Regions from separate parts of the Homo sapiens genome. Here region 2 is linked to region 1. Evidence: chromatin loops called from intact Hi-C (ENCODE). Cell type or tissue: tibial artery. All regions are shown on one strand. Links, peaks and the distances in the headings refer to the core of each region. The heading gives the core; the rest is flanking DNA. Region 1 overlaps SFPQ (splicing factor proline and glutamine rich). Region 2 overlaps DLGAP3 (DLG associated protein 3).

Region 1 (8,000 bases), core at 1-8,000:
ATTGTTTTTCACCTTATTAGAACCTTGTTAATGTGAATCCAAATATTTTCCAATGTTCAGATCTGATGAGACGACAGGAAGAATTAAGACGCATGGAAGAACTTCACAATCAAGAAATGCAGAAACGTAAAGAAATGCAATTGAGGTAAAATTGTGTTTAAGGTTTAAGCCTTCATTTATTTTTTTCTTTGAAACGTATCATTCTGTTGCCCGGGCTGGAGTGCAGTGGTGCAGTCTCAGCTCACCACAACCTCCGCTTCCTGGGTTCAAGCGATTCTCTTGCCTCAGCCTCCCGATCAGCTGGGATTACAGGCATGCGCCACGACACCTGGCTAATTCTTCCTGTATTTGTAGTAGATAACGGGGTTTCGCCATGTTGGCCAGGCTGGCCTTGAACTCCTGAGCTCAAGTGATCCACCTGTCTCTGCCTCCCAAAGTGCTAGGATTACAGGCATGAGCCGCCACGCTTGGCCATTTTTTTTCTTCCTTTTTTGAGATGGGCCCAGGCTGAAGTGCAGTGGCATGATCATAGCTCACTGCAGTCTCAAACTCCTCAGCTCTAGCAGTCCTCCTGAGTAGCTGGGACTAGAGGCACAGGCCACCACCCCCAGCTAATTTTTTAATTTTTTTTGTATTTGTGGAGATGGAGTCTTCCTATATTGCCTAGGCTGGTGTCAAACTCCTGGCCTCCTAAAGTACTGAGATTACAGGCATGAACTACCAACCCTGGCCTTAATCCTTGACTTATGCACTAACATTTATATTCTGACATTTAGGGAAAAGATGTACTTAGTTTTTCAGGTCAGTCAGGCAAAATACAAAGGTTAAATATGTCAGTGTTGGTTTAACACTTAAAATCGAATACAGTGTAAGATTATCCTTAATAAAGCCTACATTATTTGCCAGAATGTCTTTAGTACTATGCCCCTAGGCTCACTCTAAGCCTTTGTGTTTTTTAGTGCTAACCTAGTTCTTAGGTCAACTGCTAGGTTTCTTCACATTGAATTCTAAAAGATGTGGATAACACTTCAGTTATGTACCTGATGGGTATTTCTAGGCAAGAGGAGGAACGACGTAGAAGAGAGGAAGAGATGATGATTCGTCAACGTGAGATGGAAGAACAAATGAGGCGCCAAAGAGAGGAAAGTTACAGCCGAATGGGCTACATGGATCCAGTAAGTCAGCCTTTACTGCCTTCCAATTGGAGTTGTCTATAGAACTTGCAGGTACCTAGAAGGAATTACAGGAAATTTTAATATCAAATTACAGTTATTTTCTGCTTTTTTTCTAACAAAGTATATTATGTTTGATTTCCTTGTATGGGTCAGAGGATTTAATTGAATAGGAAGTTTTTTTGTGTTTTGTTTCTTGGTTTTTTTGTTTTGTTTTGTTTTTTTGTTTGTTTGGTTTTTTTTTTGGAGAGAGTTTTGCTCTTGTCACCCAGGCTGGAGTGCAGTGGCTTGATCTTGGCTCACTGCAGCATCTGCCTTCTGGGTTCAAGTGATTCTCCTGCCTCAGCCTCTTGAGTAGGTGGGATTACAAGTGCCTGCCATCAGGCTCGGCTAATTTTTGTATTTTTAGTAGAAATGGCGTTTCGCCTTGTTGGCCAGGCTGGTCTTGAACTCCTGACCTCAGGTGATCTGCCTGCCTCGGCCTTCCAAAGTGCTGTGATTACAGGCGTGAGCCACTGCTCCCGGCCTTGAATAGGAAGTTTTGTAGGTCTTTGGATAATTGAGTCTAACTTAGTTTTCAGAATATTGATTTCAAAAATAATTCACATGATGAACTTTTGAACTTTACCATGTTTTTTATTTAACTCTTGAAAATTTCTCAGTTCTTAAGAATGCTTGCTGTGGGTATAGTGCAGGTATATTGAAAGGAATTTTTTTCTTGCAGCGGGAAAGAGACATGCGAATGGGTGGCGGAGGAGCAATGAACATGGGAGGTAAGTGTGAAATTTAAATTAATGATATAAGTAGAGAGTAGTATCCTGGTGGAGTTGTAACCACTATTTTTGTTTTCTAGATCCCTATGGTTCAGGAGGCCAGAAATTTCCACCTCTAGGAGGTGGTGGTGGCATAGGTTATGAAGCTAATCCTGGCGTTCCACCAGCAACCATGAGTGGTTCCATGATGGGAAGTGACATGGTAATGTATCCTGTGGGACGTAGTACCAAGGAAATTCTCATTTTCACAACTTAGGTGTGTTTGTTTTGTTTTGTTTTGTTTTTTTAAGTAGGTGACTGGACCTCTTTTAGTTTCCCCTACCAATTTCATACATAAATATGTAATATTGAGGAATACTTTGGCAACATAGAAGAACTCGGTGTGTGGTAACCTAAACAGATAACGGTTGCCAACAAGGAGTCAATGCTGTTAGTATTATGTGGAATTACCTTTGGCAATAAGTAGATTTAGGTGCTTTTGAACTCTAGTGCATGGCAAATCCAAATTCTAGATGCTAGATAATGTATCTGATTATTCTACATCCAAGTGAGAATAATCAAATGGCAAACTCATTCTTTAAGCTGGTATTTGCCATAAGTAGGAATCAGACTTGTAGTTTGAAGCTTTAGGCACGTTTTAGTGATGTGTAGGACTTTGACCTATATTTGGTGTGGCTTCTATCCTATGAAAAGGGAATTGAGTGTTTTGACTCGTCGTTTCCCACCTGTTGGGCCTGTCTGTAGGTATACCTTCTAAAATCAACTGACATCTCCATTTTGCTACAGAGTAGCAAAAATCAACAATTTTTAAGCATACTAATGGTGTGCATTTGATCTGAACCTTCTTGATGCTATCATGTTTCAGCTGTGAATATAGCCTGTCAGATGCTTAGAACAATCAGTTGAACTGGTATGAGTGGCTGCATTAGGGCTTTACAAATCGTTAGGACTGAATTTTGGTGGGTTTAGAGAGTGCATTTTTATAGCTGAGTTGAATGTGATGAGTTCACTACAGGCTTTTGGCAAAGGAGGGGAGCTGCAGTGAGTAGCTCATAAGATTCATTTTATAAATAGAAACATAAGGATTTTGTATAAGGCCTCACCTGTTTATAATCTACCTAAGACTTTTTGGGAATTAAAGTTAGAATTATAAATGGCTGGTTGGGTAAAATGTAATACTATGGGCTTTCTTTAGATTTTTCAGAGTATGTGGGTAACATTTTGGTTTATATTCTTCCTAAAGACAGATTGTTAGGTAATGTGTAAAATCTAATTTGACCTTATGTTCTCACAATTAAAGGTTTATATTCTAGATAACAGGTAGCTGATAGCTCCTGGGTTCTCAGCTGGTGTAATTAACATAATTATGAAAGCCCCAACTTTTTCTTTTTTTTAAGTTCTTAGAGGTAGAACACAGAACAATGAGCCAAAAACCCTGTAATTTATAAGATTTTGAAAAACAAAGGATAAAAGTTTAGTCATGTTGAGTAGCTCAATAGTATTTTGTTTAAAAGAATGTTGAAATTGTGTATAGGAACAGTTAAACCCTGATGCCCTTTTAGTTTTTTATTTGGAGTAATACTCTTAGTAACTGGTCTATTATAAATGGAATGAGAAAAAGTGTAGGCTGCTGTGTTTGCATACCTGAGGGGTCTGCTATTTAGGCACATATGTTTCTATTGAAAACTTCTATCTCCAGAATTACCTAAAACTAGATGGGAATAGTGAAGTCACTCACTGCTTTATTGCAGTTACTTTAGCTTCGTGTTTCACTGTTCGGGAAGTGTCTAAAACATGGAATTACAGCAAAGTGTCTGCACTTTTCAAAGACCTAAGGGAAAAGATGGACTGATGAAGGTGGGTGGGGTTTGTTCATTTAGTTTGCAACAATATAGAATAGTACTGAGAACGTAATTGTCTCTGGTTATATAGTGATGGCTCGGAAGGTAGTGTGCCTGTGAGAATTTGGCAACATAAGTTTTTTTGATCAAGTTACTGTGCCGGTTAAGTGACTAAATCTATAGTCTTATGCTTTTTCTTTTTGTAGTCTGGTAGCATTTTATTAAAACTTTCAACCTTTTAAGATTTCTGCAACTTAGCAGATGTGTCTTAAGATCTTGAAAAGCACAAGGTTTCTTAAGCAGCACATGCCACTAACTGGTGAGTAGGTCTTTGTCACTTCATTGAGTGAATTGAATCTCTGGTTGGGCTTGTTAGGCTTACTTGGAAATTAAATTTCCGTTCAGACGTTGAAAGTGAGAGTTTGCAAGTTTTTCAGTGGGTTAATCTGATGTGAAATTTCTTAGAACTCATTTTGGAATGGATTTTCACATCTGCACTAATTCTTAAATTTTTTAGCACTACAGGGAAGATCTGTTCTTTGAAACAGGTGTATGAGAATGGCTCAAGTGGGAACATACCACAAGGCATGTATTACCGTAAACTAATTTTCAAATTACCCTTTTTTCCTTTCTATGTTCCCGGTACCTGTGGATCGACTCATTGGTGATTGTATCGACGAACGTTGACTACGGAACCTTCTAAAATATTTACTTAACACACATGGACATCAACTACTTATAATGAACTGTTAATTACTGTTCCAATAGCGTACTGAGCGCTTTGGGCAGGGAGGTGCGGGGCCTGTGGGTGGACAGGGTCCTAGAGGAATGGGGCCTGGAACTCCAGCAGGATATGGTAGAGGGAGAGAAGAGTACGAAGGCCCAAACAAAAAACCCCGATTTTAGATGTGATATTTAGGCTTTCATTCCAGTTTGTTTTGTTTTTTTGTTTAGATACCAATCTTTTAAATTCTTGCATTTTAGTAAGAAAGCTATCTTTTTATGGATGTTAGCAGTTTATTGACCTAATATTTGTAAATGGTCTGTTTGGGCAGGTAAAATTATGTAATGCAGTGTTTGGAACAGGAGAATTTTTTTTTCCTTTTTATTTCTTTATTTTTTCTTTTTTACTGTATAATGTCCCTCAAGTTTATGGCAGTGTACCTTGTGCCACTGAATTTCCAAAGTGTACCAATTTTTTTTTTTTTACTGTGCTTCAAATAAATAGAAAAATAGTTATAATATTGATCTTCAACTTTGCCATTCATGCTTCTATGCATATTAGGCTACGTATTCCACATTGAAAGCATGAGAGTGTCTAGGCCTTTGAATGGCATATGCCATTTCTGGGAAATGCATCTGGAGGCTAAGTATTGCTTTCTACAAATAATTGCCCCCTTTGTTTTAAAAAGAAGAAATGCATATTGAAGTAGTTTGATGATTTGTTTGGCATATAGGAAGCACGCTGGTGCTAAGTATTTTTTAAATGGTTATGTAAGCAAAGCTGAACTGTAAATCTTCAGGAATATGTATTAAGATTGTGGAATGGGTGTAAGACAATTGGTAGGGGGTGAAAGTGGGTTTGATTAAATGGATCTTTTATGGCCCTATGATCTATCCTTTACTTGAAAGCTTTTGAAAAGTGGAAAGGTCATTTTGTTGCATTTCCCCATTTCTTGTTTTTAAAAGACCAACAAATCTCAAGCCCTATAAATGGCTTGTATTGAACTTTTACATTTGAATTAAAGATGTTAAACATGAAGTCTTTTCATGTATTCAAGTGATTTATAAAGATGGGGTGTAGTCTAAAAAACAAAACTTGAAAGTAAGAAGGTTTAGTAACTGGGCCGGGCGCGGTGGCTCACGCCTGTAATCCCAGCACTTTGGGAGGCTGAGGTGGGCAAATCATGAGATCAGGAGTTCAAGACCAGCCTGGCCAACATGGTGAAACCCCGTCTCTACTAAAAATACAAAAAATTAGCTGGGCGTGGTGGCAGGCGCCTGTAATCCCAGCTACTCGGGAGGCTGAGCCAGGAGAATTGCTTGAACCTGGAGATGGAGGTTGCAGTGAGCTGAGACTGCCACTGCACTCCAGCCTGGACAACAGAGCGAGACTCTGTCTCAAAAAAAAAAAAAGGTTTAGTACTGAAGTAGGTTTAGTTATATATACATTTGTACTCTGTAACTTTTACATCTCCTTGTGCTACTTCTGTTGGGCAAAATCTATAGGACTATAAAAATCTATTGGTTCTCTTCTAAGAGCTAGTGGTGATTGTTAACAAATAGGGTTGCAGATAATCATTCTTATTGTAAATTTAACTTGTTTTCACATAGTTTCGTTTTCATGTAGCACTAAATCTGGAGAAAGTTGCTCATGCTACACAGTACAAATATCCCTTCCTCCCACCATAAAGGCTTGGAATGTTTCCATGGTGTTGTCAGTTAATTGTCAACTTCATTGAACCCCCTTCCATTAGAACAAGAGACTTTGACTATTAAAGTAGATTGTTTATTGTTGCCTGTTAGTATAATGGGAGCCTGATTTCCCAGTGTAAATATGTTAGAGGAACAGCTTCCTAACAGTAGGTAAAGTAATTGAATGGTTTGGCTTTGTTCTGAGTTACGTTCCATTCAAATCTGTACATTGTAGAATTCTTACTATGGAATGTGTCTTCCTCCTTTTCACCTCTTTTCTTGGTGCTAATTGGCAAAAGAAAAATTCTAAGTCAAACCTTTATTAACATGCTGAAGTTTAGTATTGTGCCTGTGTACAAAAGGAGACCTATTGTTGGAACAATCTGAGCACTTTCTGCATAGGAAACAGGATAATGCTGAAAGTAAACACTAGTGTATAAAAGCATCTCACCAAATACTGGTTGTATGACTGACAGGTACATGGTGTGCTAAGGGAGAGAATCTCATTAGAAAGTAATGCTCATTATATCATTCACCAGCACACTCGGAAATATGAGTAGTTTTACCATGATTATATCAGTGAGGAAGTTTTGTCCCCAAACAGGTTATTAATTGGTGATACATAAGAGATTTTCTGTACGGAAACAAGGGTCTTGATTAGAAAGGAATCCATTACAGTTTGGTTGAATTATATAGTAGGGACTCTACTAAAGACAAGAAAATAAGGGGTGTTCCATGGGACACCCACAGAGGGTGAACTTTGAATGTGTGTGGGTGGGGGCTGGTCGGGAAATGGGAAAATCTGCCTATAAAATTAATGTTTCAGTTTATTTTTCAGATTACATGCCTTTCTTTATAAGGGATGCTGGCACAGACCCCCTAAAATAAGCTTTTGGTAGTACTGTACCTTTGAAGAGTGGTGAAGGATGCTAATGGATAATCTCCTGAAAGTTGTGGCTTTTGATACCCTTACTGTGGACTGTAGAGTTGCTAAACGTTGTTTAGCAAATAATGTTGCTTAGTTTCAAATGACATTTGACTTTCATCACTAAAACAGCAATGTACTCAGGGTTGTAAGCTTACTCAAATAGACTTTCAATAAGTCTTCAATGTATATATGATAGTTTTTAGCCTAATGTGAATTTAAATAATCTTAATAGTTTCCTAAAAGTCGATCTGAAACTTGGGGTGGGAAAGGGGAGGTAGCAATTTTTGAAGTATTTTAGCCATTTTTTTCATTTAAAGAAACCACTTGTCCCCATTTCCTCTTCTCCACTTTCTCATAATTTTGTTTTAAGAGGAACACTGGTTGTTTTTTATACTTCTCCTAATCTTTAAAAACTGCATATTGTTAAGACCCCAGTGTATTTAATAGGTATTTTATAAGCATAGCCCATTGGCTCATGTTAGTGAAACCATAATCCTCTTTGCTTAGAACATTAAACTCATAAGAAGTACTACAAACCCCACCACTCTTTATAGATGTATTGTACCACTAATATAAACAGCTAAAAAATGGGGAAATTGTAATGTTACGCCTGTGCAATTTTTAAGTGGCATATTATGGCAGATTAAAATTTAGATACTTGGCTTTTCTTGGGCAAGCCACTAAGTTGTGGCGGAATGTTTTCTGGTGTTCTTGGACTGCAATTATGCACTATTAAAGTAGTGGCCTGCTACATAACTGCATTTAGCCAGCATTTCTGCAGTGCGTAACTGTGAGGAACGTAGTACCGCAAATGGCAATGGACATTAGGACCCGGATGTAGTATTCCTGCTTGCTCCAAGATTCTCATTGC
Region 2 (9,818 bases), core at 833-8,832, 310 kb after region 1:
AGTGGCGCGATCTCGGCTCACTGCAAGCTCCGCCTCCTAGGTTCACGCCATTCTCCTGCCTCAGCCTCCCAAGTAGCTGGGACTACAGGTGCCTGCTACCATGCCCGGCTAATTTTTTTTGTATTTTTAGTAGAGACGGGATTTCACCATGTTAGCCAGGATGGTCTCCATCTTCTGACCTCGTGATCCGCCCGCCTCGGCCTCCCAAAGTGCTGGGATTACAGGCGTGAGCCACTGCGCCCACCCAGCTTCTGGAAAAATTGTCTTCCACAAAACTAGTCCCTGGTGCCAAAAAGGTTGGGGACGGCTGTCATATATGGTCAAATTTATAAATTATATTTTTCAAATGTTTATCTTTTTTTTGTACATTTGATCTATCAGTTCTGAGAGGTGTGTTAAAAATGTCTCACCATGATTGTGGATATGTCATTTTCCCTGGTAACTTTGTTGATTTTTACTTCAGTTTGAGAGTGTGCTGTTTATAAGCATTCAAGCTTATGATTGTTGTATCTTCTTGGTGGCTTGGCTCTTTTAATATTAAATAGGCTGCTTTTCATCCTTACTAATGGCTTTTGCCTTGAAGTCTTTTTTACCTGATTTTTATTGCTATGGCTGCTTGCTTTTGGTTAATTTTCCAATACATCTTTTTCCATCCTTTTATTTTCAACCTTCCTATATCCTTATGTTTTAGATGTGTTGCTTATTTTTTTATTTTTATTTTTATTTTTTTGAGATGAGTCTTGCTCTGTCACCCAGGCTGGAGTGCATTGGCGTGATCTCAGCTCACTGCAACCTCGCTTCCTGGGTTCTAGTAATTCTTCTGCCTCAGCTACCTGGGTAGCTGGGTTTACAGGCATGTGCCACCACACCTGGCTAATTTTTTTGTATTTTTAGGAGAGACAGGGTTTCGCCATGTTGGCCAGGCTGGTCGCGAACTCCTGACCTTAGGTGATCCACCCGGCTCAGCCTCCCAAAGTGTTGGGATTACAGGAGTGAGCCACGGTGCCTGGCCTATATGTGTTGCTTATAAGCGATTTATAGCTAGAGTTTAGACATATTTAATCCATGTATATATTTTTCATTACTGACTTGAGTTTATTTCTATCATCTGTTTAAAAATTTTCTAGTTGACATGCTTTTTCTTTGCTTTCTCCCTTTCTTTTTATCTTATGTTGAACTGATCAACAGTAAATAGAGTTTACTTTCTCTTCTTCACTCCACTGGTTTGGAAGTTTACATTTTAGTAGTGATTTCCCTTAAACATTTGACAGATATACTTAATTTCATATTTTCCTAATAACGTCTAACATTAGTCAGTACTTCTGTCCTTCTTAGGCACAAAACAAGAATCTTGGAACACTTTAATTTCCTTCTTAAGTTTCTCCTCCCATCTTCCATGTTATGTTTATCTAGTAGTTTGATTATACCTCTTAAAAAGTCTCTGTGAAATCAGCTGCTGTTGTATCTTTTATGCTTTAACAGTTTAGATTTACATACGTGTTTCCGTAATTTGTGTGTTCACTATTGTTTTTTACTGCCCTCTTCTTTCTCCTGGTTCAGTTTCCTTCATGCTGAAGCACTGCTTGAAGTTTTAAAGTTAATATCTCCCTTTGAGGCTTGAGGTTTCTTGTGTTTCACAGGTAATACTCATTTGAACCCCACACCTCCACACAAGGAAGCCTTCATGTTCCGATTTCCCAGCATCCTCCTTCCAGGCCACATTCCTGCATCCCTGGCATGAGCGTTTTGAGTCCAAGTTTGCAAATGAAACAGACCTTCTTGGCTGCCGACTTTGCGCACAGGGTCTCTTTCCAGCTCCCCTTGCTGCGCAGGTTTGGGGTCTCTCCTCTCATCCTCCCTCAGCGTTTTCATCCAGCCTCTAGCATATGTCTGGTCTGATCTCCCTGTGGTTCACTTGGCTTAGACCCCCTCTCACTATATGTTCTTTGAATTTCCTTCCTGTTTCTGATACCTGGACATTTCTCATTCCTATTTTCAAACCCAGCATTGTAGCAAAAACACCTTTTTGATTTTTAAAAACCCAGCATTTCTATGCGTTTAGGGTGTGAGTGGGAGCTTCCTAAGTTAATTCAGTCTACTCTATTGATCAGTGGTCTGGGTAAGGCTGATAGCAGTGGATACAGAGAGAAGTGGGCCAATTTGAGCAGCATTTTGGAGTGAAAGTCAGGGAAGGGCAGGGACAGGCAGAGAACGTGGCCTTCCTTGCTCTTGTGTAAGTGCTTGGTGAGGTCTTGATGTGGCGGGCTGAGGAGAGGACATGGTGTTGAATAAGCATCGAAAGAACCAAACTGCCTGGGACAGGTGATCACACTGGGAATTCAGAGGGAGTGACAGGTGGGGAGAGGGGAAATCTGGCCCATCTCTTTGGCCAGGCTCCCTGGCCTGTCTGCTGCAGGCGTCCTTAGTCATACACCTGCACAGTCCTTTCTGTCCCTTATGTCCCTGGCACTTTAAGTCTGACTCCTCACACACCATGCCCCAACTGGTGCATAAAAGCGAGCCATGAATTCCAGCAGCCTCGCCTGGCCAGCATTCAGGCCTGGCCCGCCACACACAGCCCAGCCCCATTTTCTTTGACTCTCTTGTCCTTACTGCTGTCTCGCTCATCCCAGTATCTGTTTCTCTCTCTGTAATTTGGTTTTAAAAATTGCTGAGCAGGAAAGGTCTCTTCTCTTCTGCCTTTCAGGGTGTTCCCTGCTCACCTCTTGGGTGAGGATTTTGGACTTATTGTCCCTTCTGTCTGGGAATTGTCTGTGAGTCCTTCCAGTTGCCCAGTGTCAGTGATGACTTGGCTTAGAATATAAGGGGAGGGGGCTGGCACCCCTTCAGTTCTATCTCCACTGCACACCCCCACCCCCCCGCCAAGATTCATCTGTCCACAGATATTTATTGGATCTGTATTATTTGCCAAACACTGTGCTGGGCACTGAGGATGCAAAGGTGAGCAGAACCAGAGACAGCTCCTGCCCATGCAAAGCTTACCACGAAGTTAATCTAAGAATCTCATTAATGATGTAGCCGCTGTGCCGGCTGCCACAAAGGAGCGGCATGTGAGCCATGACAGTGTAGACTATGGGGCTTTGAGTCTGCCAGAGGGGTCAGGCATGGCTTCCCTGGGAAGTGACATTTGGGTGGAGATCCGAAGGATGAACAAAAATTAACTGAGTGAAAAATGGGAGATAAGGTTCCAGGCAGAAGGAATAGCATATGCTAAGGCCTTGTGGTGAGAGAGAACATACTTAATCAGTTACCAGCCGTGTCTCAACATGTCCTTATGGCACCTGTTTCCCTAGACCCAGCACACTCTGGGCCATGATAAAAGGATGCATCAGATGTCTTGCTGAATATTAGCAAGGGGCCCTCTGAAGTCATAGAAAATGGGATTTTTGCCTCCAACTCTTTCTAACCATAGGGATCTGCCTGTATCTTCCACCTCTAATTCCTCCCAGACAGACCTTATCTTAAATTGTAAATTTAGCAAAAACAAAACCAACAACATCAACAGCAAAACCCACCAAAATAAAGAAACAAAAACCACCAGGATGCCCAGTTAAATTTGATGATCAGATAAATAATGAATGCATTTTAGTATGTCACATGCAATATTTGGGACATACTCATAGTAAAAACATCTGTTATTTATCTGAAATTCAAATTCAACTGGGAGTCCTATATTTTATCTGACAACCCTACTCATACCTGCTTGTGCCCACGAAGGGCCACCTGGAGAACTCTGTGGAGGAAGACCTGCCTACCCTTTCCTTAACATTATGGTCATTTCTAGCTTTGGGAGTTTGGGAAGGGTATGTGCTGAAAGAATGGCCCCTTGAGGCCTGGGAAAGAAGCTTCCATACCCATTAAGTTATATTCCAAGAACAGTCCTGCAAAAGCAATAAGAAGCTGACTGCCCAAAGCCCTGGGCACAGATGCTACCTCCATTCCTGAGCCTGCAAATTTAGGACGGTTTCTGACTGACCCTCATGACTCCTCCTGAATCTCCCACCCTAGCCCCACCTTGGCATCCCTGTCACAGCCCCCAGGCTGGAGTGGTGGGTTCAGTGACCCCTGCTTGATTATATGTTTAGGCTCTTAGATGCCTTCACACAGGAGCTTCTATAGAAGCTAGTTTGAAGGCTATGCCTAGTTGAAATGACACCGTCCTTCCCCCTCCCTGCCCACTCCCCCTCCCACCCTTCCTGCCTGCTGCCAAATACTCCTGGCAAAACCTCTTGACAACTTCTGGATATAGAGCTTTCCTTGGATACTGTGTCTCTTGGGATAATCCAGCTTCTACCCAGAGGCTTTTATGTTATCCCCCAGAGAATCACAGTAGAAACTCTCCCTGAAGTAGAATCGCAGTGGAAACTCTCCCTGAAGTAACCATGATAACAACTTGCATTATCATCAGGAATGTAATCATTGTCACCTTGGAGCACTCAAAGGGAGGAGGCTTCTGCAGCCACATTTAAAGGCTTGGGAGAAAATATTGTGAATGCATTGTTACGCATTAATGACAATTCACAGCTGAAGCCAGTTTTTATCCTGTGCTGACAGCTGTTGGTGGAGACCACAGCAAATACTGCCAAATCCAAAACTAAATAGCGACATAAGCCCTTAACTTCACTATTCTAAAAATTCATCTGTTATAGTTAGGAGTGGGTTTGACTGTGAGTTATAGAAAACCCCCCAAACAACAGTGATTTAAATATGATAGAAGTTTATTTCTCTCTTACTTAGAGGAAATCCAGGGAGAGTTAGTTGAGGTCTGGTAGATGCCCCACAGTGTCAGGACCTGGAGCCTTCTATCTTTTCCTCATCCCCCACCCCACTTAGCACTTCCCTTTGGTCTCATGTTCCAGAATGGCTGCTTGAGGTCCAGCCATCATGTCTGCATTCTGGTGATCGGGAAGGAGGAAGAGACAAGGAAGGGCATACCCCCTCCTTTTAAGGACACTTTCTGGAAGTTGCACATGCCACTTCTACTTTTATCTCATGGGCTAGAACTTAGGCACATGGCTACATTTAGTTGGTAGGGAGATTGGGAAAGAATCTTTATTCAAAGTAGCCATGTGTCCAGCATAAAATGGTGGGGTTCTGTTACTAAGGGGGAAATGGAGAGTGGATCTTGGAAGACAGTTAGTGGTCTCTACCATCCTTCCTTCCAACCAACCAACCAACCAACCAACCAACCAACCAACCAGTGTGATGAACTGCCCTATTTAGTGAGGAGACACTTATGCAAATAACCAGCCATGATACAATGTGATATGGAGTATAAAAGAGTTTTGTTCAAAGCGCTGTGGGAGAACAGATGGAAATGATCAACAGCAATCATAATAATTAATAACTACAATGCCCTAGCCGGGTTCTCAGTGCTACATTCCGATGATTGTGTTTGTCCAGCTCCCTCTCTTTTCAGTGAGAGCTGCAAACCATTCTACTTCTCTAGAATAGCTAACACAATGGGCAGGCAGGGTGCTGTTCTGAGTTCTTTATGGATATTATCTCACAACAATCTTATGAACTGCTACTATTATCATTCTCATTTACAGATGGGAAAATGAGGCACAAGCCACCGAGCTGGGTTTTGGACCCGGGCAAGGCTCCAGAGCACACGGGCCTAACCGCTCTGTTCCGCTGCCCCCACCCAAAGCTGCTCATTTTCATTCCTTCCCCTACTCCCCAGACATCTCCAGCAGATAACCACCCCCCATCGCCCACTTCATTGTGATGATTGGGGTCAACTGGTGGGACTTCTGTCCACTTCCAAGCCAAACCCCAGCTTACTTAGATATCTTCCCTTGTCTCTTCCACCAGCCCTGCCTTCATCTTAGGAGTCAACCCCACTAAGCCTCGGTTTTCTGATCTACAAGTAGGGCTGACACTAACATCCATAGAGTGGGACTGTTTGTGAGGATTGAGCATGTTTATTCATGGAAAGTGCTTCTCCTGGCACATACTAAGTGCTTAGAAGATGTTATTCTTTTTTATCCATCCTTATATCTGGTTCCTCCTCTCTTCTCTCTCTTCATTTCATTTCTCTTTACAGGTTGTGTTAATGTTGTATTCCTGCTGAAACATTATCACAAATTCAGTGATGGAAAACAATACATATTTATTATCTGGGGTCAGAGTCTCAATGGGGTTTCAAACTGGGCTCTGGGAGGCTCTGGGAAGAATCCATTTGTCACCTTTTCCCAGTTTATAGAGGCTATCTGCATTCCTTCACTTGCAGCTTGCTTCTATCTTCAGAGCCAGCAGTGGTGGGTTGAGTCCCTAGGTTGCATTATTCCAACCTTGATTCTGTCATTCCATTTTCTTCTCTGACTCTTCTTCCTCCCTCTTTCATTTATAAAATGTGATTACACCAGGATAATCCAGGAGAGTCTCCTCTTCTTAGTATCCTTAACTTAATCGCATCTGCAAATTCCTTTTTGCCGTGGAAGGTAACATATTCCTGGGTTCTGGGGATGAGGATGTGGATTCCTTTGGTGGCTATTATTCTGCCTACACCACAGGTTCTTTCCTCTTGGGATACAGCAAGCAAGAAGCACCCAAAACAAAATATCCCTCTTTAACAGTACATTCTCTTCTGTCTTCCTCCCTTCTCAGCCAGGCTTTCTGAGGGTTGCCTTGACTAGTTTTCTCCACCTCCTGACAACCTGCTGCAGTCTGCATCTGCCCCCACATTCCACCAAACCCACTCTTGCTTGGATCACCCGTGGCTTCCAGATTGCAAAATCCGTGGGCACCTTTCATTCTTAACCGGCTGCGTTTTCCATGTTAGCTGCCCATTCCTTCATGAGACCTTTCTGTCCCCTCTCTGCTTTTATGTCACTTTCTGGTGGTTTTCTCCCCCTTCCTTTCTGGCTTAGTCTCCTCTATGAGCTGCACCGTCTCCACCCACCCCTGAAATGTCCGTGTTCTCCCGGGGTTTGGATCTTGGATCCGTTGTTCTTTTCTTGGGTGAGCTTGTCCCACACTGCTGGTTTTAAATGCCACTTGCACAGGGATAAGCGCCTCCTGCTTGTGCTGTACACATCTCTGGCTGCTGGCCAGGAGCGTTGGTGAGGACTGTGCTTCTGGTCATCCCATCAGCTCCTCGACTTCCTTGGTCTCCTTTGAGGCAGACATGTGAGAGAGCTCACTGAGGCAGTGGCTTGAGAAGCATGCAGCCTGGGGCACTTGGTCCTTCTGTTCCCGGCAGTATGGCTGTTTCCATCGCGATGGAATGGGATCCTCTCAAGACATCTCAGAGGACAGGCGGAAGGCAGCGAACATGGCAGTGCCGAAGGACACAGCTGTGTTTAGCAGGGGCGACAGGAAAGCACGCAGGTGTGGCAGATCATCAGGCACGTATTTATTGGAGCAACCCCCTCCTTTACCTTTGTGGTTTGCAACAGCTGTAGCTCTGAAGGAGCCACAAGCTAACTAGAGCACAAAGGCACAAAAACATTCAAAGTAAGTCAAGATGCATCCTAACAGTGCAGCTAGACATTCAAGACTCTCACCAGAAAGAGAACAATCTGCCTGAACGGCAGGGCTGCCTCTGAAGCCAGGAGGGCTGCTGAGGGAGGTGTGGTACTCAGGAGTGGTCTTGTGGGCAGTGGAGGGTGAAACAGGTAAAACAGGACTTAAGGAGGGAATGGACAAGGAGCCAGGAGGAGGAAGGCCATTTCAGGCAGAGGAGTAGCGTGTGCAAAGGCTTGGAGTCAGGATCGCTTATAGTCGATTCAAGGAACAAGGAGAATGTGGGGGAGATGAGGTTGAAGAGGAGGACTGTGTCCAGGACATCAGGGCCTCAGATAATGCTGGTACAGGAAGTCTGAACTTTGTCTTGTTGGTAGTAGGGGGCTGTGGAAGGGTTTTGAGCAGGGGAATGACTTGGCAGAGCTCAGCTTTAGGAAGACTATTCCAGTCTTGGGTGGACTGGGGAGGGCCCCAGATCTTAAAATATGCAAAATATAATTTTAGAGAGAGGAACTACCTTGGCAATTACTTATCTATTTCTATAATTGTATATATGTGTGTATTTTTAGATGTATATGTGTGTATATTTATATCTAATACATATATTTTAAATACATACACACATACACATTGGATGACCTAGATGGAGGGTGAGTGACAAAGGCACACAGTGAGAAAGCCAGCATTAGAACTCAGAGCTAACTCCTGGCCCCGTGCTCTTCCTCTGCAGGGTACTGATGGAGGCAGAGGTATCTGAAAGGAGGCCAGTCTAATCATCAGGGCAGATGGTGATGCAAACCTTGACCAGGGCAGGACAGGGCAGACACTGAGGGGAAGACTGTGTGGGAGGCAATGAGGATATGTTCTCTCTCCTTCTCCCTCTCTGGGTGGGGGTTGGGACATAGGGCTCGTTGGAGACTGCACATGAGTGCATCTCTCCTTCCTGGGTCCTGCAGCATCCTTCTGGGCCTGGTTTCTATGGCAACAGGCTCCCAGCAGGCAGCCTGCCAGCTGGAGAGAAGTAGGCAGGCAGGCAGGGAGAGAAGGCCTGGGCAGCAAGAGAAAGGCTGAAGTTGCGGGGGTTGGGAGAGTCTCTTGGGGAGGTGGAGGGACCCTAGAGCTGGGCCCACAATCCCTTCTGACCATGTAGGGGTGGAGGTAGCTCAGGACACACAGGCTTTTCTTTTGTGGTCCTTGAATTTCCAAACCTTGATCTTCTGTTTATCCCCCACCTCCCACATCTCCTGACTCCCACTTCTTAAAGTATTGCCTGGTCCCAACCTCATGCATCTTAAGCGGCCACTGACTTCTTTATAGAAAAGAACTCTGAATTCAGGGAAAAAATGAAAACGGCCAGTTGACTTTTTGGTTTGCATAAGATTTGCATATTATTAACTCAAAGACAAGAAATTTCCAGGCCCTATGTCATTCCTGCAAACAACTTAATTCAGCTCCACTGGCACTGACTTACTGTGTCTGGCCAGGCTCTGGGCTGAGCCATCGGGGTCCCTAGAGAAGTCCTCCCAGCTGCAGGCCCACTCCACCTCCAGCTGCTCCAAGGCATTTCTTCCTGTGATGTTCTAGCAGCTGGTGCAGTGGGAAGTGCTTGGACTGTGGAGCCCAGCAGCGCTGAGTCCAAATCCTGGCTCTGCTACTTTGAAGCTGGGTTTACTTAGTTTACTCATCTCTAGGTAGAGCTGAGGACACTCTAGTGCAGCTGGTGTAAACTAGCATAGACATAGAATTTGTTAAAATATTGAAATACTTCGGCCAGGCGTGGTGGCTCACACCTGTAATCCCAGCACGTTGGGAGGCCAAGGCGGGTGGATAACCTGAGGTCGGGAGTTCGAGACCAGCCTGACCAACATGGAGAAACCCTGTCTCTTCCAAAAAGAGACAAAAGGCGCATGCCTGTAATCCCAGTTACTCGGGAGGCTGAAGCAGGAGAATCGCTTGAACCCGGGAGGCGGAGGTTGCGGTGAGCCGAGATCGCGCCATTGCACTCCAGCCTGGGCAACAAGAGCAAAACTCCATCTCCAAAAAAAAAAAAAAAAAAAAAAAAATTGAAATATCTTCTGCCTTCACTGGTAAAGAGCCACCACCCTGGCTCCTCCCTGACCCCTCTAGCCCACCCCACAATCTAGCCTCTCCAGGGCACTGCTGCAGCATTTTGGTCTGTGCCTGCTCTGCCTGGTATATGCCAGCATCTGCTCTGTCCATGGACTGAACTGGTTGCTAAATAGCTTGGATATCACCCCTATCTAGAGGCAGTGCAATAGGTAGGTATATTATGTACGTAGCTGTTGCAAGGACCAATATATTTAAAG

What was found. Peaks named below come from ENCODE experiments on the same cell type or tissue, not always from the same donor. Only the 100,000 strongest peaks of a DNase experiment are listed, where the experiment ranks them.
Region 2: it touches region 1 in a loop (4-fold over the local background); 12 of 110 quality-filtered maps call a loop at or near these places.

Annotation. Positions count from the first base shown.
Region 1 is chr1:35,181,148-35,189,147 of GRCh38, reverse strand. It overlaps SFPQ (splicing factor proline and glutamine rich), which reads left to right. Exons shown (of 10, transcript NM_005066.3): 6 at 61-145; 7 at 1,058-1,175; 8 at 1,897-1,945; 9 at 2,026-2,147; 10 at 4,555-6,212. The coding sequence ends at 4,692. Among named protein-coding and RNA genes, the nearest start is that of SFPQ, 8.0 kb to the left of the region's middle. In tibial artery, for the core only: no CTCF peak of the experiment used is centred there; a DNase peak (open chromatin) is centred at 4,574.
Region 2 is chr1:34,869,217-34,879,034 of GRCh38, reverse strand. The region is part of intron 8 of DLGAP3 (DLG associated protein 3); the gene reads left to right. Among named protein-coding and RNA genes, the nearest start is that of SMIM12, 14 kb to the right of the region's middle. In tibial artery, for the core only: no CTCF peak of the experiment used is centred there; no DNase peak of the experiment used is centred there; H3K27me3 peaks cover 5,612 bases.